Regions from separate parts of the Homo sapiens genome. Here region 2 is linked to region 1. The links are chromatin loops, found by intact Hi-C in ENCODE. Cell type or tissue: body of pancreas. All regions are shown on one strand. Links, peaks and the distances in the headings refer to the core of each region. The heading gives the core; the rest is flanking DNA.

Evidence for each region. Hi-C counts contacts between places; a loop is a spot of excess contacts. Peaks named below come from ENCODE experiments on the same cell type or tissue, not always from the same donor. Only the 100,000 strongest peaks of a DNase experiment are listed, where the experiment ranks them.
Region 2: it touches region 1 in a loop (2.3-fold over the local background); 7 of 110 quality-filtered maps call a loop at or near these places.

The regions. Positions count from the first base shown.
Region 1 is chr22:46,526,107-46,536,006 of GRCh38, forward strand. It overlaps CELSR1 (cadherin EGF LAG seven-pass G-type receptor 1), which reads right to left. Exons shown (of 35, transcript NM_001378328.1): 1 at 7,521-9,900. Among named protein-coding and RNA genes, the nearest start is that of CELSR1, 6.6 kb to the right of the region's middle. RefSeq lists an enhancer at 2,110-2,611. In body of pancreas, for the core only: no CTCF peak of the experiment used is centred there; a DNase peak (open chromatin) is centred at 4,745.
Region 2 is chr22:46,385,742-46,395,641 of GRCh38, forward strand. CELSR1 (cadherin EGF LAG seven-pass G-type receptor 1) reads right to left here. Exons shown (of 35, transcript NM_001378328.1): 14 at 8,401-8,521; 15 at 5,892-6,075; 16 at 5,445-5,546; 17 at 4,651-4,745; 18 at 3,549-3,758; 19 at 661-844. Among named protein-coding and RNA genes, the nearest start is that of TRMU, 55 kb to the left of the region's middle. RefSeq lists enhancers at 400-1,599, 5,565-6,387. In body of pancreas, for the core only: a CTCF peak has its summit at 5,218; DNase peaks (open chromatin) are centred at 4,980 and 5,260; H3K27ac peaks cover 1,129 bases.

The sequences.
Region 1 (9,900 bases), core at 2,253-7,252:
GAGTCCATGTCCCGTGGACCTGTGGCCCCTTCCATTCTCCCAGGCCCCTTTTTCCCGTCCGCCTCCTGCTCCTCCATTCCCTCCAGGTCTGATGACTCAGAGAGAGGCAGAAGTTACTGTCCTGGCAAACCCGTCTACGAAGCTTGGCCACAGTAGCCCTTTGGGAGACAATGAGGAAGACCTGACACTGCCCACTCCCAAAGCCCCTGAGACGGGCCAGTGCCACGCTAGGCTGCAGGACAGCTAGGTGCTGTGCGTAACCCGCCAACTCTGCTGGGCCTTTAGCTCAGCCTTGTGCAGGCCTGTCCCCATGACACCCTGCCTTCCCTCTGAGGCTGGGTCCTGTTCCCATCCCACTCATGCCAGCAACCTTGTCATTTGCTTCTCAGAGGCACCCCCAAACCACTCCACTCAGATCTCACAGAGGCCACCAAGGACCTGCCCTTGGCTAACCCATCACATCTCTGTCCCCAGGCTCTCCAACCGCCAGACGGCATCCATCACGGATGACCCCCTCGGAGACACTCGCCCTCCCTCAGCCTCCAGGGCCTGCACCCGTGGGCCCTCCCCTGCACGTGGTTATTCCTGCTCCAGCTCCCAAGCAGACTGTTCCCCACCCAGGAGGCTATTCGGGCCATGGCTCCTCAAGGCTGGGCCTGGGTCCCCTCCTAACTGCCAGCACCCTCACTTCTGTGTCCATAACCTGAGCTGGTCTCCCCAGTCTGGACCTGCACACACAATCAACTTCAGGACACTCTCAAAGACGCCCAGCCACACGGGGCCAAAAATGGCCTCACGTCTTCTCACCAAAGCCGATTCCCGGTAAGGACTCTGGCTCAGGGAACGAACCTCTCTCAGTTTCACTCTCATCCTCCCAGAGCCAGTTTTTTCTGGAAGGCACAGACAGGGAACATGCCTTAGGAGCTGCCCGGTCCAGGTTCAAATCCCACTGCTGCCATCACAAGCTGGTGCCCTGGGAGCCCTGTCCTTGGTTTGCTCATCTCTAGGATGGAGGTGGCGACGGTACTTTCCATACCACAGTGTGGCGGCTGGAAAACTGCAAGCGATGGGGCCTGCAGAGCCTGGGAGGGTTCCCGGCACATGGAGCACATCGGCTGAGATGTGTCTGACCATCTAAGCTGGCAAAGCCCTCCTCAGCCACCCCCATGCTGGAGCAAGCATGATGTCCCCAGCTTCCCTCCCCTCCACTCTCACCGCCCAGCAGCTGGGACATGGGACCCAGCTCTTGCCTAAATCCTCCCGAGGGGGCCCACCAAACCCTCCACAGTCAGCCCTCTCTCGACCCGGGGGATCCATCTGACTCCCGGTCTCCCTGCCCATCACACACTGCACACGTCCAGGGGGGTAGAGAAGAGTCCCAGCCCGCCCTTGCCTGCACCTGGTGTCACCACTCTACCCCTGAGCTCAGCCCCCTTGCTCATCGGATGGTCCATCTCCACCCAGCCGCAGAAGTCAGGACCACACTGGCTCTCCCGGCTTTCGCACACAGCAGGTGCTCAATAAACAAACCAACACTCCTTATTTCTGAGGCAGTGTTTCTCAAGGTATGAGCAAGCCACTGTCTCCAGACTTATCAGAGCTCTGAAATGGTTAACTCATTGCCAAAAGCACTGAACTCTCCTGGGAAGGTTTGACACTGGCAGAATCCTGCTTGGCCACTGAAGCAATTTAAGATGGTCCGACCCAGGCTGGGAGCGGTGGCTCACGCCTGTAATCCCAGCATTTTGGGAGGCTGAGGCGGGCGGATAGCCTGAGGTCAGGAGTTGGAGACCAGCCTGGCCAGCATGGTGAAACCCCATCTCTACAAAAATACAAAAATTAGCCAGGCATGATGGCGGGTACCTATAATCCCAGCTACTTGGGAAGCTGAGGCAGCTGAGGCAGGAGAATCACTTGAACCCGGGAGGCAGAGGTTGCAGTGAGCCAAATCATGCCATTGCACTCCAGCCTGGGAGACAGAGCAAGACTGTCTCAAAAAAAAAAAAAAAAAGGTCCGATCCTTCCCTACCCTGTGAGTTCCAGAAAAGCACGCTGCCATGCATCCAGACAATGCCTGAACAGTAGCCCGCCCCTACTTCCTTCTTTGCAATCGTCTGTTTAAAAGCCACTGCAATATCCTGTATTTAACTAGGCAAACACTTAGGGAAGCTTTATCAAGCCTAGACGACTTTATACCATCCACTCTCCACCAAAGTCAACGGCGAGAAGGTTACTCAATCCTGTTATTTCACCGAGTTTCAGTATTTTCTGACATGCCTGAATGACTCATCCGCCAATCATTCTCACCCACAAACGCCACTTTCCTACATCCATGGGTCTGCAACACACACAGCAGGAGAGGCAGGGACATCGCCTTTCTCCCAAGCTCCGCATTCTGCAACAAGAGGCCTACAGCCCTGCACCCACGGACACACACTCAAAGTGAATTAAAAATGACGTGGCCCGGCCACAGATGACTGGAGAAAAGAAATGTGGTACATATATACCATGGTGTACTATTCCACTATAAAAAAGAATGAGGCCAGACGCGGTGGCTCACGCCTGTAATCCCAGCACTTTGGGAGGCTGAGGCGGGCGGATCACGAGGTCAGGAGATCGAGGCCATCCTGGTTAACACGGTGAAACCCTGTCTCTACTAAAAATACAAAAAAATCAGCCGGGCGTGGTGGCGGGCGCCTGTAGTCCCAGCTACTCGGGAGGCTGAGGCAGGAGAACGGCGTGAACCCGGGAGGCGGAGCTTGCAGTGAGCTGAGATCGCGCCACTGCACTCCAGCCTGGGCGACAGAGCGAGACTCTGTCTCAAAATAAAATAAAATAAAATAAAATAAAATAAAAATAAAAAAGAATGAGATCCTGGGCCGGGCACAGTGGCTCACGCCTATAATCCCACCACTTTGGGAGGCCAAGGCAGGTGGATCACGAGGTCAGGAGATCGACACCATCTTGGCTAACACGGTGAAACCCCGTCTCTACTAAAAATACAAAAAAATTAGCTGGGTGTGGTGGCGGGTACCTGTAGTCCCAGCTACTCAGGAGGCTGAGGCAGGAGAATGGTGTGAACCCAGGAGGCGGAGCTTGCAGTGAGCCGAGATGGTGCCACTGCACTCCAGCCTGGGCAGCAGAGTGAGACTCCATTTCAAAAAAAAAAAAGAATGAGATCCTGTCATTTGCAACAACCTGGATGGAACTGGAGGTCATTATGTTAAGTGAAATAAGCCAGGCACAGAAAAACAAATATCCCACGTTCACACTTGCTTGTGAGATCTAAAAATCAAAGCAATTGAACTCATGGGGACAGAGAATAGAAGAATGGTTACCAGAAGCTGGGAAGGGGGTAGCAGGAGGAAGGTGGATGGTCAATGGGTACAAAAAAATAGCTAAAAAAATGAATAAGGCCAGGCACAGTGGCTCACGCCTGTAATCCCAGCCCTTTGGGAGGCCAAGGCAGGCAGATCACTTGAGGTCAGGAGTTCGAGACCAGCCTGGCCAACATGGTGAAACCTTGTCTCTAAGAAACATACAAAAATTAGCTGGGTGTGGTGGCGTGCACCTGTAATCCAATGTACTCAGGAGGCTGAGGTAGGATAATCACTTGAACCCAGGAGGTAGAGGTTGCAGTGAGCCGAGATCATGTCACTGCACTCTAGGCTGGGAGATACAGTGAGACTCCATCTCAAAAAAAAAAAAAGAATAAGACCTAGTATTTAGCCCAACAGTGAGACTACAGTCAATAATAATTTAATTGTACATTCAAAAATAACTAAAAGAGTATAATTGGACTGTTTATAACACAAAGGATAAATGCTTGAGGGGATGGAGACCCCATTCTCCATGATGTGATCATTACACATTGCATGCCTGTGCCAGAATATCTCATGTACCTCATAAATACATACATCTAACCAGGCACAGTGGCTCATGCCTATAATTTCAGCACTTTGGGAGGCCAAGGCAGATGGATCACTTGAGCTCAGAGGTTGGAGACCAGACTGAATAACATAGTGAGACCTTGTCTCTATTACAAATAATTAAAAAAAAAATCAGCCAGGTGTGGTGGTGCAATGAGCTGAGATCAAGGCTGACATGAATCGTGATCATGCCACTGCACTCCAGCTGGGGCAAGAGAGCAAGACCCTGTCTCATACACACACACACACATATATATATACACACACATAAATTTGTGTATATAATTTATATATAATTCATTATAACATATATTATATATTATATATAATTCATTATATATAAATTGTTTTTCAAAAATAAAAATAAAACAAAGAATGTCAATGTTTCTGAAAGACCACTGTCCAGAAAGAAGGCAGAGCACATTCAAGGCTTGAGTTGTCCACTGGGTCATCAGCCACGTTGCCCTGAAAAACGCAAACACAGCCTTTATACAAGCTCATAATAAAAAGTTCCTATCACAGAATTTAAAATCTCATTCAAAAACTATCGCAAAAAATGAACATCTTGTATCGCTGGATGTCATTCAAAACTGGCAGCTATTTGAATTTCACTATCTTCTGACTTCAAAAAATTTTCAAAAAATGTTTTCTCCTTGGTGGGCTACATAAAACCACCAACAACTATCTAGTCACAGTCACAGTGTTCAACCCCACGCCAGGCTAAATGAACTGCCCCCACCACGTGGGCCTTCCCAGGCCCTGCCCTCCGATGCGCTCCTCCCTCCTGGGCTCCTCTGCTGAAAGCTGGCAGCCCTTCCTGGAATGGCTCCCACTAAACGTAGTCGATGGCTGGCCTGTTGCATACAGCACCTCCAGGCTGGTCATATTGCATCAAAGGCTTTAGGGCATGGCTGTAAATCCTGGGGAAGCAACAACACTCCATTGAAAACAGTGGATGAGTTTGAAACCACCGCTTCCCCGCATTGTTCCTTAATAAAACCTCCAGATAATTCAAGGGCTGATCTTTTTGTTTGGTCTGTTTTCTATCCGGTGCTTTGCTGTCTGGAACCATAGATCTTATAGTCAATAGTGATTTACTTATTTGGAGCATTAAATCCTAGTCGAATGGTCTGAGATTTCTGCGCATCCTTTTATTTATTTATTTATTTATTTATTTATTTATTTATTTTGAGACAGTCTCACTCTGTCACCCAGGCTACAGTGCAGCAGTGGGATCTCGGCTCACTGCAACCTCCGCCTCCCAGATTCAAGCAATTTTCCTGCCTCAGCCTCCCGAGTAGCTGGGACTACAGGTGCTCGCCACCACACCAGGCTAATTTTTGTATTTTTAGCAAAGACAGAGTTTCACCATGTTGGCCAGGTTGGTCTTGAACTCCTGACCTCAGGTGATCCACCTGCCTCGGCCTCCCACAGTGCTGGGATTACAGGCATGAGCCACTGCGCCTGGTCATATGCCTGCTTTAAAGCACCCATTTGACCCTGGAATAATTCAGTTTAGCAACTAATTCGTCAAAAATGTTCTCCAAAGGAAGAGAGGGGAATGCGAAGAGCGGGCTGCTTTCTGCGGATCGTGGTTTAACGCCGAGTGCCCCCCACTGGCTGTGCAGTCCTGAGAAGGCCACTCAACACCCCAGGGCCTCAGTGTCTGCATCTGTAAAATGAGCAGCAGCATGACACCACTCAGCTCCCGGTTACCAGGGAAACACATGAGAGCGCAAATAAAAGAGTAAAGAAAACCGCCTGCTGGAACCCAGTCAAAGGTAACCACTGTCATCCGGGTGTGTGTTGGGGCGGTGGTGGTCTGGGGGGTGGTGTGGATGCATGAGGACACAGCACCTGATTTACACGAGAGTACGAGTGTGTCCACAAAGGAGCAGAGCCAATAACTGGATGACTGAGACTGGATGACTACATAGTGTGGAGCCCCCAGCCCATTTTCAACTGTGGTCTAAGCTGCGCCCCAGGTGAGACAGCTCTCAGGAACCAACCTCCTTGGAAGGGAATCCATCCTAAACCCTGCTGTCTGGCTAACAGCGGGGGGGCCCACATTACTGATACCACAGACACACAAAACATCCCTGCCCCCAGCATGGATCTGTTCCCACTATCTCGTCCCTCATTAAATCTAAACCCTATTATTGGGCCAAGTCATTTTTAAATAGGCCAAATTTCCCATTGTGCTTTATCTATAAGATAAAGTGGTATAGAAGAAAAACTTCCTAAGAATATCCATAACCCCGGTTAATTCGCCCTTAAGGGCCTATTCCATATTCTCTACACGTTTACAATCTCACAAACCTAAAATATTCACCGACAAATAGACTGTACTGCCAAAATTGTGCGGAAGGTTTGTATTATACCAAAACTGAACCTGTAAGTTTCACATCTTATAAGCAAACTGTAACTGGAAGCTGTTAGCTATCCAACCCTTCCTATATTACAGAATAACAGCCAACCTTGGAAACGAAACAAATCAGAAAGTTAACTTTTTAATTATTCCAGGGCTCCTGTGGCAAAGTTGTATCCTAATAACTCACTGTTTAAACAATTTCTCTGAAACACTGACTCAAACAGCCAGCCAATCTGAGCTCTTCTTGGCAGTAGTTTGGGCTTATAAATAAGGTCACCTGCCTGCACCAGCATCCTTGGATGCACGGTCAGGCAAACCTCAAAGAGCCACTGGGGGACCTTTACTGTTCCCCCAGGCCCCTCGAAGTTCTTCTCTCTCTTCTGTGTCTCCCAATTCCAACACTTTCTATTAGTCCCCCTCCCCAGCACCGCAGACCAGCCCCGGCACACAGGGTCAGAGGCATAGAGGACCGGCCAAACTTCTGACTGCTGAGCCAAGGTTTCCTCTCCCTCCTGTTCACCTCCAGCCCCAGAGCAGGTGAGCGAGGTGCCCACACTGGCTCCACCACTAACTGGGCAGGCCTCTTCAACAGCACCCAAATTACAAGCCCGCATCCAGGAGCAGAAGCCAAGATCAAATGAGGCTATGCTTTTCAAAGAGCTTGCACAAAGCCCTACACACCTAAGCCCGACTGTTATTATCTGCAGGAGACAGAAAAGCCAGACCAAGGGAACACCGGCTGCATTATAGGGTGACTCAGGGACCCATCTGACAATTCCAACGGTCCCACCCTGGAATTAATTGGCACTGGGAAGGGGCAGTGACCTCTGATCTTCCCAGAGAGCCCTGTGGCTGGCTGACGAAAGAGCATCTCCAAGCAAATCCTGTGACCCAGATCACCTGGAGGCCACTTTTTAATAGCTGTACTCAGGAGCCACTAGCCTGCTGAGGAAGGCGCTGATCCCCGGTCTTGAACTTGGGAGAACCGCAGGCCTGCTCCCAGGAAAATGCTGACGGAAGCGGCGCGGTGCCTCTCCCCCTCGCTGGGCCTAGGCCGGGCGCCCACCCCCAGCATCCAACCGGCGGCAACAAATCCTTGCAGAGTTGCCCGGGCCCGGCCCAATTGCGCCCCGGCATGCCAGGCGGAGCCCTTGGCGGGTTCCTGAGGCTCTCCAGGAGGCCCATCAGGAGCTACTCCTCCCACCCCGACGGCCACTCACCAGACACAGACACCTCCATGAGCGCCTCCAGCGGCCGGTTGTTGTCCAGGTCGCGGCTGAGCTGCAGTTCGCCCGTGGCGGGGTCCAGCAGCAACAGGCGCAGCTCGTTGCCCTGCACGAAGGTGTAGTTGAGGCTGTCTGACACGTCGGGGTCATGGGCCGGGATGCAGCCGATCACGCCGGTGGGGAAACTGTTGGACTTGTTGGTGACATAGTTGTTGAAGAGGATCTGGAAGTCGGGCAGCACAGGCGGGTTGTCATTCTGGTCCACGAGAAGGATGTGCACCGTGGCTCGGCTCACCAGCGGAGCCGACGTGGCCTGCACCACCAGCACATACTCCCGCCGGACCTCAAAGTCCAGCTCCACCATGGCACGCAGGTCCCCGTTGAGCAGGTCCAGCTGGAAGAAATGCCGCATGTCCCCTTCCACAATCTGATACATGATCTGGGCATTAGGGCCTTCATCAGGGTCGTTAGCACGAATCTTTGCCACCACCGACCCCACTGGGTTGTTCTCCTCAACAAACAGCTCCAGTTCGTCCTTCTCAAACATGGGGGCATTGTCATTAATGTCCAAGATGGTCACCTGGATTTCTACCGAGGCGCTAAGGGGAGTGGGACTGCCCCGATCCACAGCCAGAGCCCAAAGGTTGTACACGGCCACATTCTCCCGGTCCAGCCGGCGCTGGGTGCGAATCACACCGGACGTGGGCTCGATGTAGAAGTCCCCATCGCCGTCGTCCCCACCCTGGAAGGTGTACAGCAGACGCCCATTGGGACCTGAGTCCCGGTCCGTGGCAGAGACCTGGAGGATGCTGGTCGAGGGTGGAGCATCCTCAAAGATGGAACCCTGGTAGAAATCCCACAGGAACTGGGGTGCATTGTCATTGGCATCGAGGATGAGGATCTCTAGGGTGGTGGTGTCTGATTTCTGCGGGATGCCGTTGTCCTGGGCCATGATGGTCAGCGTGTAGGCGACCTGGTTCTCATAGTCCAGCTCCATCATGGTGTACATGGTGCCACTGTCGGGGTCAATGCGGAACTGCGGCACGGGGTCCTGAATCACGTAGGTGATGCGGGCATTCTCTCCTGTGTCCTCATCGTTGGCACTGAGGGTAGCAATGGAGGTGCCCACAGGCCTGTCCTCACTGACACTCACTGTGTAATGGGAGCTCTGAAAGACAGGCCTGTGGGTGTTGGCATCAGTGACGTTGATTAGGACATGCGCAGTGTGCGACCGTGTGCCGTCGGATGCTGTCACCGCCAGCACGTACTGCTGCTCCTGCTTGTAGTCCAGAGGTAGCGCCAGGGTGATGAGGCCGCCCCCTCTCTGGCTGCTGAGTGCAAAGCGGTTCCGGGTGTTGCCGCCTGTGAGCTGGTAGGTAATCACACTGTTGGCGTCACGGTCGCGGGCCTGCAGGGTCAGCACGCTGCTCCCCACGGCCGCATCCTCATTCAGACGAAGCTCGTAGGTGGGCTGCGTGAACACCGGGTCGTTGTCATTCACGTCCAGCACCGTGATGGACACGCTGGTGGAGGAGCTCATGGGGGGCGAGCCGTGGTCCACCGCCTCCACCCCGAAGCTGTAGTGCTCCACCTCCTCGCGGTCCAGCTCGGCACACACTGTGATCCAACCGGAGCTGTTGTGGATCTGGAAGGGGAAGTCAGGGGTGGGGGCAGGATTCTTAGGCCCAGCGCTGCCGCCCCCCAGAAAGGTGGAGGCCGTGTCCACCAGGCGATAGTGCAGCCGGGCGTTCTCTCCAGAGTCCGCGTCCACCGCCTGAATGTGCACCACGGGGTAGCCCAGGGGCACATTCTCCAGCACCGTGGCCTGGAAGGGGCTGCTCACAAAGATAGGCTCGTTGTCGTTGACATCCAGCACCTGCACAGACACCACCCCTGAAGAATTGATGAGCGGGGGCCGGCCCCCATCCTGGGCCTTAATGCTCAGCGAGTATTTCTGGACATCCTCGAAATCCAAGGGGTTGATCACATCCAGGATCCCGCTCAGCGAGTGCAGGTAGAACTGGCCGGCCACGTTCCCGCTGAGGATGCTGTAGTGAATGGCCGCGTTCTGGCCCTGGTCCCGGTCCGTGGCCTGCACTCGCAGCACAGCCGTGTTGAGCCCCACGTCCTCGGGCACCTGGACCACGTAGTTCTGCTCGCTGAACTGGGGGTAGTTGTCGTTCTCGTCCTCCACCTCGATGTACACGGTGGCCGTGGCACTGAGCGGGCCCGGATTGCGCCCCTGGTCGTTGGCCTCCACCAGGAGCTGGTACTCGGCCGCCTCCTCCCGGTCCAGCACCGCCCGTGTGCTCACCACGCCAGAGCTCTCGTTGAGCTGGAAGACGTCCCACGCGCCCCCCAACACGCGGTAACG
Region 2 (9,900 bases), core at 3,263-8,262, 140 kb before region 1:
ATCTCGGCTCACTGCAAGCTCCGCTTCCCGGGTTCACGCCATTCTCCTGCCTCAGCCTCCCGAGTAGCTGGGACTACAAACGCCCACCACCACGACCGGCTACTTTTTTGTATTTTTAGTAGAGACGGGGTTTCACCATGTTAGCCAGGATGGTCTTGATCTCCTGACCCTGTGATCCGCCCACCTTGGCCTCCCAAATTGCTGGGATTACAGGCGTGAGCCACCGCGCCCGGCTTTTTTTTTTTTGAGATGGAGTCTCGCTCTGTCACCCATGCTGGAGTGCAATGGCGCAATCTCAGCTCACTGCAACCTCTGCCTCCCAGGTTCAAGTGATTCTCCTTCCTCAGCCTCCTGAGTAGCTGGGATTACAGGCATGCACCACCACACCTGGCTACTTTTTGTATTTTTAGTAGAGATGGGGTTTCACCATTTTGCCCAGGCTGGTCTCCAACTCCTGACCTCATGTGGTCTGCCTGTCCCGATCTCCCAAAGTGCTGGGATTACAGGTATGAGCCACTGTGCCCGGCCTCACAATCATTTTTCTAAGAGCATGGCCAAGGGGGGGCCGGGAGCCCACCTGCTTCACCCCATGGGGGCCTAGCTCTGGGGCACACCCCTGATGGTAGCAGGGTTCCACCCCCAACGCAGCCAGCGCCTTACTCATGTTGGCGGTGACGATGACGAAGGGCCGCAGGTACGTCCGCCGCACGTTGCGTGCCACGTTGCTGAAGTAGCCCTCGAGGCGCCGGAGCAGCTGTGCCGTGCCGCCCTCGCTCCGCTGGATCTGCTCCCACGCCGCCCTGGTGGCTGGGGCCAGGAGGGCGCTGCCCGAGTGGATGACGTCCTGGTCAGACAGACAGCACTCAGTACTCAGCCTGCGGAGGCCTGGCTCGTGGGACGGAGGGACACCTGCCCTGAAAGCCTTTGCTTGCCTAGTGGGCTCATTCATTCATTCCAGCCCTACACTTTAGACTGTGCTCTTTAATATTAGTTGTTTTTTGTTTTTTGTTGTTTTTTGTGTTTTTTTTTGAGACACACTTCCGCTCTTGTCGCCCAGGCTGGAATGCAGTGGTGTCATCTCGGCTCACTGCAACCTCCGCCTCCTGGGTTCAAGGAATTCTCTTGCTTCAACCTCCCGAGTAGCTGGGATTACAGGCACACATGTGCCACCACACCCGGCTAATTTTTGTATTTTTAGTAGAGACGGGGCTTCACCATGTTGGCCAGGCTGGTTTTGAACTCCTGACCTCAGGTGATTCACCTGCCTCGGCCTCCCAAAGTGCTGGGATTACAGGCGTGAGCCACCACGCCTGGCCTAGTTCCCAAATATTTTTTCAAAAAGTTTATCTTAAGAGGAATAAAAAAATGTTACTAAGCTCACAAAGTATATTAAAATCTAGAGAATTAAAGATGCTTCATATTCTTAGCTTAATTTACTAGATGTACAAGCACTGCTTAAATGCTTGGAAGGTCTGTTTGCTAGCCGAACAATTGAAATACAAAACAAAAAATCAACTACATGACATATATTAATTCCATTTAAAATACTTAGGGGAATTTCATGGTCTAAGTTTATAAATAGGATCAAACATTAATCAAAGTTGAATTCAAATAGATAAGGAAGTCTTTTTGTTTGTTTGTTTTGTTTTTGTTTTTTGAGACAGAGTTTCACTTTGTTGTCCAGCCTGGAGTGCAGTGGCACAGTCTTGGCTCACTGCAGCCTCTGCCTCCCGGGTTCAAGCAATTCTCGTGCCTCAGCCTCCCACCACCCCGCCCAGCTGATTTTTTTCATATTTTAGAAGAGACAGGGTTTCACCATGTTGCCCAGGCTGGTCTCGAACTCCTGGGCTCAGGCAATCTGCCCATCTCGGCCTCCCAAAGTGCTGGGATTACAGGCGTGAGCGACCGCGCCCGGCCAGAAGTCATTTTTTAATGTGTGATTTTCATAAATCCTGAACCCCATCAAATAAGCCAGAGAGACTGTGGGTGATTCAAATGTCAGAGGCTGGGACTCTGGCAGAGTGAGCCCTGCCAGGGGTTTTTCCACGTATACCCCAAGACGCTAAGGCAGGGAAGACATGTGGCGATGCCCCTGGTTATTACATCAGAACTCCTCCTGAACTCCACCAACCACGTCAAGCAGTGATGGAACCACCACAACCTGGGCTGCGCAGAGGTCCCACACTGAGGCCGCCGTGGACATGTGGACAGCTCCTCCGAGGGTGACCCTCAGCCTCTGTGCACCCCAGGGTCTGTGTGAAAGACTGGGTGGAGGCATGAGGCTGTGCTCAGGGGCTTGGGGACCACACCCAAGACAGAAACCAGGGCTGAGCACGGTTGCTCATGCCTGTAATCCCAACACTTTGGGTGGCTGAAGCGGGTGGATCACCTGAGGTCAGGAGTTCGAGACCAGCCTGGCCAACATGGTGAAACCCTGTCTCTACCAAAAATACAAAAATTAGCCGGGCGTGGTGGCGGGCGCCTGTAATCCCAGCTACTTGGGAGGCTGAGGCAGGAGAATTGCTTGAACCCGGGAGGTGGAGGTTGCAGTGAGCCAAGATCGCACCACTGCACTCCAGCCTGGACAACAGAGCAAGACCCCATCTTAAAAAAAAAAAGAAATAAAGAAAAAGAAACCAGAAAGGAAACTTGTTTGTGGAGTCACGCATGGAGAACAAACGCCACTGGCCCAACTCTCAGGCTGGGACTCAAATCCCAGCAAGGGGACCCTGCCTGGTCTCTGGCGGCCTTATGCAGACTAGAAGGTTCCATGGGGGCCCTGCATGGACTGGAGGCCCTTTGTGGATGAGGAGGTCCCTGAGGGCTCCGTGGGGATGGGTGGGAGGGACAGGGTGTCCCCCATGGGCTCTGTGTGGACAGGCACTCCTCTGGGGGTCCTGTCTGGACGAAGAGGCCTGCAGCAGAGCCACAACGAAACTTCTGGAGCCCCCGAAAGCAGTTTCCAAATATCAGGCTGCGTGAGTCCCCTCTGCATTCACCCTAAAACGATACTGCTCAGGGGATGACAACTTCCACACACACAGCCAGAGGGTTGAGGCGGAGGTGTGGCCCTCTGAAAGCAGGACCTCAGAGCTGCGGGTGGGAGTGGACATGGGGGCCCACTGCCGGGCCCTGCCCCTTACAAGCTGTGCCTTTGGGCAAACGCCTTAGCTCTCTGTGCCTCTGTTTCCTTACCTGTCAAATGGGTGGACGATACTCCATCACAGGCTGCATGGAAGGGAGAGGGGCTGATGCAGGTGGGCCACTTAGAATCCCTTAGAAGCCACTTAGATCACACTACAGGCACTACCAGGATCACCAGCAAGGCTGTGACCTGCATGTTTCCTTCCAGAACACTCCCTAACGCTCGTCGTCAGTTTAGTCAGGCACTGCACCCGCCAGGGCTCACATTTGAGAAATGAGGATGGGGATCCTGGACACAACCGTCTTCCACGAACTGAGGTAGACGCCCAGCCCCACAGCACCCACCCACGGGCATCCGAGTGTCCCCGAGTGTCCCCGAGCCAGGGTGGCGGCCACCCGCCTACCTCGTGAAAGTCGGCGTCCTGCGTGGCTGCCAGGTCGAAGCCCTGCTGCCAGCTCTCGTGCTGAAGGACGTGGCCCAGCAGCTGGTAGGCCGTGCGCACGTCATTGCCAAAGAGCGTGCCCGTGTGCTGTGTAGCACTGCGCAGCGCCCTCACCAGCTGCAGGGCCCTGGCGCCGTCCACCTGCGTCTCATTGCGGCTCAGCTTCTCATTCTGGAACAGGGAGGCAGTCGTGATGTGTGCAAACCCACTTCGGCCGCTTTCAGTCCCTGCTGTTACTCAGCAACTCACTACTGTCTGGTGCAAGTTTCCTTGTCAGAAAGGAACTTTAAAAAATCCAAAAGCCTGGCTGGGCATGGTGGCTCACGCCTGTAATCCCAGCACTTTGGGAGGCCAAGGCGGGTAGATCATTTGAGGTCAGGAATTCAAGACCAGCCTGTCCAATATGGTGAAAACCCGTCTCTACTCTCTATTTTGAAAATACTCTACTCTATGTCTCTATTTTAAAAATAAAAAAATTAGCAGGGTGTGGTGGTGGGCACCTGTAAGTCCCAACTACCAGGGAGGCTGAGGCAGAATCGCTTGAATCCGGGAAGCAGAGGTTGCAGCAAGCTGAGACCGTGCCACTGTCCTCTAGCTTAGGAGATAGAGTGAGACTCCATCTCCAAAAAAAGAAACAAAAAACAAAAAGCCCAAAAATGAGCACTGCTGACAGCTAGACCATGGAAACGAGGGTCTGGTGGGCCAAAGAGGGCTCAGAGAAAGATAGCGAGTGGGAGACGTGGGAACAAAAGCCATGAAATAGGGCAGGATCAGAGGGCAAATGGAGTCAAATGCAGGGACCCCGTGTTTTCAGAACCAAAGACACAGAGCTGGGTCCTCTGGGGGAGAGAAGTCCACGTGGGGGTGCCTGGCTCAGGTGCCAACACCCCGAAGTCCACAGGAACCTGCTGGCTCCAGGCTGCGGGCCCGTGGGGCTGTCCCTGCGCCATCCCAGCCGCCCCAACACTCCCCAGCCCAGGAGCCTCGGCCCACACAAACTCTCTCACGCATACACGAACACACACGTGCCCCTGCTGAACACACATCCCCGAGGCGCCCCTACCATGGCCCTGAGGTCCACGAAGGAGATGGTGGTACAGTTAAAGAGCTCTGGGGGCAGCCAGCCCTTCTCCCCGCTGCAGTGTCGGACCGCATTTCCTGGGGAAGGAGAGCAGGTGTGCAAAGCCTGAAACTCAAACTGTTGATCAATGCTTGTGTATTTCAATCCACAATCTGAATATACTTAAACCCAGAACACTGCGTGGTGGTTAGAACCCCATGGGGGCCAGGAGGTCGACACCAGCGCCCCTCTTTCATGTCAGGGCCACGGCCGAAGCTGCTCTGACACTGACAACCAGGCGTTTCGGGAGCCCAGCCAACAGGAGCCAGCACTTCCGAGCAAGTCCGTGAGGAAAGAAATCAGCAACACCATCTGCCGGCAGCCACGATCCCATGCACCAGGAATCCATTTCGGCTGGGCCTTTCCTTGCCTCACTGGATTTTCCAGACGCCCCTCACAGAGTGGACACAGTCAATGTCCCCATTTCACAGAGGTAACCCGATGCTATGAACAGTGAAGCCACTTGTCCCGGTGCCCCAGCCTGAGCGGCAGAGCAGGGACTGGCCGGGCCTGACTGGCGGGCGTCCCCACACGCGCTGCACTGTTCATGTTTCTGTTGCGCCCTCTGCCTGCTTTGTGTATTTCCTGGTAGGGAAAAGGCGATCGGATTTCTCCCCAGCACTTTGCCTGCGGATATTTTTTCAACACGAAACATTCCATGAGTCCCCACATCTCGACTGGCTCCTCCCACAAGGACGCCTGCCTCAGTTCCCTACACACAGGCCACGGCGACTCACCAACGGATCCCTTAGGGCATGGCACCGCAGCCGGCTGCCCGAACTTGGTCTGTGGCCACCAGATGCCGGCCTCAAATGCTTTGGGACAGCCATTGTAGATCACTGGGGTAGAGAAGAGAGAAGTCTGCTCAGCGGGGCACGCCACACCCACGACCACAAACAGGCACCACTGTCTGCATGCGCCTCCCTGCAGGAGGCCCTGCTCCCACCAAGAACCGAACCCTAGCATCTCCCCTGCCCCCATCCATGTCAGAGCTGGAGAGGGGTGACCAGGCTCTGACCCACACCCCCTCACGCAGAACCAGGTTTCTAGAAGGTCAAGAGAACTCAGAACACGAGGGAGCCCAGGGTCCCCCAAACACCCAGCGTGCATGCACACACGTGCACGCCAGTGCAGCAGCCTGTCCCCGCGCTGTAACCTGCAGGGTGTCGAGGGGCAACGCGGACCTTCACAGCCGAGCGTGGTGACCTCGGCAAACGGGTTGTCGCAGCGGTTGCACTGGCGGCCGATGACGCCGGGCTTGCAGGCACACTGCCCGGTGGCCATGTCGCAAGTGCGGCTGTGGGAGCCATGGGGGAAGCAGTCGCAGGGCAGACAGGTGTCCTGGGCTAGGAGCTTGTAGTAATTCTCCTGCAAAAGCCAGAGGCAGGGCCTGTGACTTCAGATGCCCGGGAGAGGCCCTACCTTGCAGCGTGTTTCCCGAGCGACGTCCAGACTCCCACCCGGGTGTGTGTGTTGGCCGCCAGCCATCCCACCCCTCATGGCTACCCTCTGCCCACATCCCACACCCAACGGGGGCTGCCTCCCAAGGCCCCACAAGGCCGGACCCAGGAGAGCAGTTCTTCCGGGAAGCACGCCCTCCCTCATGTCTTAACAAGTCTCAACAGTGGGCACCTTCGTATTTGTCCTAAAAAGAATCAGAGATCCAAATGGAGGCTTACGTATGGGGATAGCCCTTGGGCGTTTTTTTAAAGTTGTTTTGAAAAATTAGAAGCCACCTGAACGTCCACCATTGGGTGGGTCAGGGTGACAATCAAGAGCTTGTACTTCGGGTTCAGAAAGTCCTGGGTTCATGCCTGACCCTTGCCGTTTACCAGCTACATTGCCTGGGCTGGTCACCGGGACTCCCCAGGCCCAAGTAGCACCCCCTCAACCCCGCCCCGGAAAACGGGGCAGGCTGTGACCAGGCTGTGACTTGGGCAGACTCGTGAGCAACGTTCAGACCTGTGTGTCAGGTGGGGACTCCGACTGTGTGTAAAATGACAGTGAACGACAGGCCCAGAAGAGATGCTAAAACACTAACAATCACAGCTGGGAGGCGCATGGGGTGACTGCGATCTTTATGGGTTTTTATTACATTTTGTATAACTTTGTTTTTTTATTTTTTTGAGATGGGGTCTCACTGTGTTGCCCAGTCTGGAGTGCAGTGGTGCAGTCACAGCTCACTGCAGCCTCAACCTCCAGGGCTCAAGTGATCCTCCCACCTCAGCCTCCTGAGTAGCTGGGATCACAGGCAAGCATCAGCACGCTCAGCTAATGTTTTTATTTTTTGTAGAAATGGGAGTCTCACTATGTTGCCCAGGCTGGTCTTGAACTCCTGGGCTCAAGTAATCCCTCCTGCCTCGGCCTCCAGAGTAGCTGTGATTACAGGCATGAGCCACCACGCCCTGCCTATAACTTTGGATGAGAAAAAAATCGTAGGCAAGTTTTCGCCAATGCACTCCCCATGTTCTCTCTGCTCTGCCACCCACTATGCCACCACCGCCATCTGGTGACGTGTGGACCGACCCTGACCCAGGAGAGCTGTTTAATTTGAGCCTTTCAGGACACAAGTCCCATTTGCTGTTGGAACCACCGCAGGCACTGGGGGGGGACACTACTGACATCACGAGATGGCATCCAAGGGTGCCCTGGTACCAGCTTCCCTCCTAGGGCCAGCCGCATCTGCAGGAAGCTCACGTCCCTCGCCCAGGCTCCTGTTACCCTCAGACCTAACATTTGGGTTTCAAGTCACTGTGAGCGCCATGGCCGTGGTGTACACGAAGATCCTGAAGGAGGTGATGTATCCTGAGAGGGCTGGGGAGGGGTCCCTAGAGTCTGCACTGAGAACGCGTGTGCATTTCTGGAGACACGAGATGTGAGCTCCGTGCTGCATGCAGGTTAGGACTGACCGCCCTGGACAGGCGTGGGGCATAACGCACTTAGTGACACTTTCTATTTTAAAACTGCTGTCATCATGGGACACCAGCTTGGTAAAGACCAGGAAAATGGCCAGGCACGGTGGCTCACGCCTGTAATCCCAGCACTCTGGGAGGCTGAGGCGGGCGGATCACCTGAGGTCAGGAGTTCAAGACCAGCCTGGCCAACATGGTGAAATCCTGTCTCTACTAAAAATACAAAAATTAGCTGGGCATGGTGGTGGGCGCCTATAATCCCAGCTACTCAGGAGGCTGAGGCAGAAGAATTGCTGGAACCCGGGAGGCGGAGGCTGCAGTGAGCCGAGATCGCACCACTGCACTCCAGCCTGGGCGACACAGCGAGACTCTGTCTCAAAAAAAAAAAAAAAAAGACCAGGAAAATGGCCAACCAGGAGGCCAGGAGGGCCGGGGTGGTGCCATAGATGAGCCAGCCCTCAGAAACGGGTGGGCTTCCCACAGCCATGGGCAGTAGGCCGGGAGGAGGCAGGGATTCCTGTTCCACGGGCGGGGGCTGGCAGGGCTGAACCCGTAGTTTACACGTGGAAAGCAGCCATGGAGTATTCACAGAGCACGGGGGAGCAGCAAGGAAACCAAAAACCACATCTGTACACAAATGTGATGTGAGTGGGCACAGGTGTGTGTGCAGGGGTGTGAGTGTGTACCGACAGGGTATGTGAAGGCGTGTGTGTATTTAGGGGCAGCTGTGCATGTGTGTGAGCAAACACAGCATGCAGGGATCATGGGGGCGGGGCCTCACCTTGCATTGGCACTGGCCGTTGGTCTTATTACAGTCGGGATCAAAGCCTTTGCTGACGGCACAGTGGCAGGGTCCACAGACGGGGTTCCCCCACCAGCCTCTGGGGCACGGAAGGTCGAGTCTGTGGGGAAAATAAGAGGGCAGCTGGAAGGTTTATGTAACTGTGCTTTCTGGAATGAGAAGAGGCCTGCAGGCAGCATGGAGATGGTTGCCCAGGAGGCCTGGCTGGGTCCAGCTCTGGGAGCTTCCCCTTCCACGTTACATGGCCTCAGTCTCCCCTCTACCGGCTCCCAACCTCACCCCCCACCCACAGATCCACCATGCCCAAAGCGACTGGGATGACATCTCTGTCCACCGTGTGCCCCACGTCCACATGATGCCTGACTCATTGGGGCTTAATGACAATGAACCCCCACTGCAAGGCTGGCCTTTCACGATGCAGCCCCAGGCAGACTGAGCTCAGCTGCCTGGCACAACTTCTCAAAGTGGTCTTGGGGTGAATGCCAGCATGAGATGCCCGCAGGAAGCTCCTAAACAGGGAGTTTTGTAGCTTTTGTTGTCCCCCAGGTCCCCTGGCCCCCAGACCCACAGATGCTCAGGGCAGCCATGCCCTGGTGTAGCATGCCCCTTAGGACGGCGGCATGCGCCCGTGCACTCGGAATCCAGCAGAAGCCAGTCCTGCCTCCCTGAGCCTCCCCCGGCAGAGAGCAACAGACACTGAAGATGAGCAACACTGCAGGGACAAAGCCAGGCCTCCGAGGTGCTGGCCGCTGCTGTGCATGAGTCTCCCTACCTGTTCCTGACAGGGCTGCACCTGCGCAGTCACCTGAAGGCCCACCTGCCTGCAACGGCCCCGCCCGAGTGTCCTGCGGGCTCCTGCAATCCCCCCTGGCTAACCAAGTTCCCTCCACCCAGCTGCCAGCCTCTAGCATTCACTCACTTGGCGAGCAAGTATTAAGGACTGTGTACAAATCAGGGTCATAAAGACAACCAGGCCAGAGATAGAGTCTGGCGTTTATGGATGTGTGTGTGCAGCGTGGGGGCCCCAGAACCTTCATCCCCCTGCAGCAGTGGTGACTGTGGCGCCGGGCATGGAGATGCTGGATCAGCCTCTTGGCAACTCCCCCTGCTCCAAGCTGTGCTCCATGCGGCAGGTGGGGGTTCCCTAAGACCAGGTCCTGCCACTTTAGTGCTGGGCCCCCACGGCCTCCACACAGCCGAATTCTGTTCCTGGCTTGCGGGCCCACCTCTGTCCCCACCCAGGCCTCTCTAGATCAGCCTCATCCCCTTACTCCTCTCCAGCTTGGCTCTGTTGCTTTCGCTCCCAGAATGCCCTCCCGCTTCAGCCACACTGGCTCCCACCTCCCTCTCCACTCCCAGGGCACCTCCGCGGCGCTCTCCCTGGCATCACATCTTGCTGATATCCAAGAATGATGTGGTGCCATCTTCTCGTGAGGTCACCAGCTCCAGGGCACAGGCTGCTTCCCACTCATGGGGTCA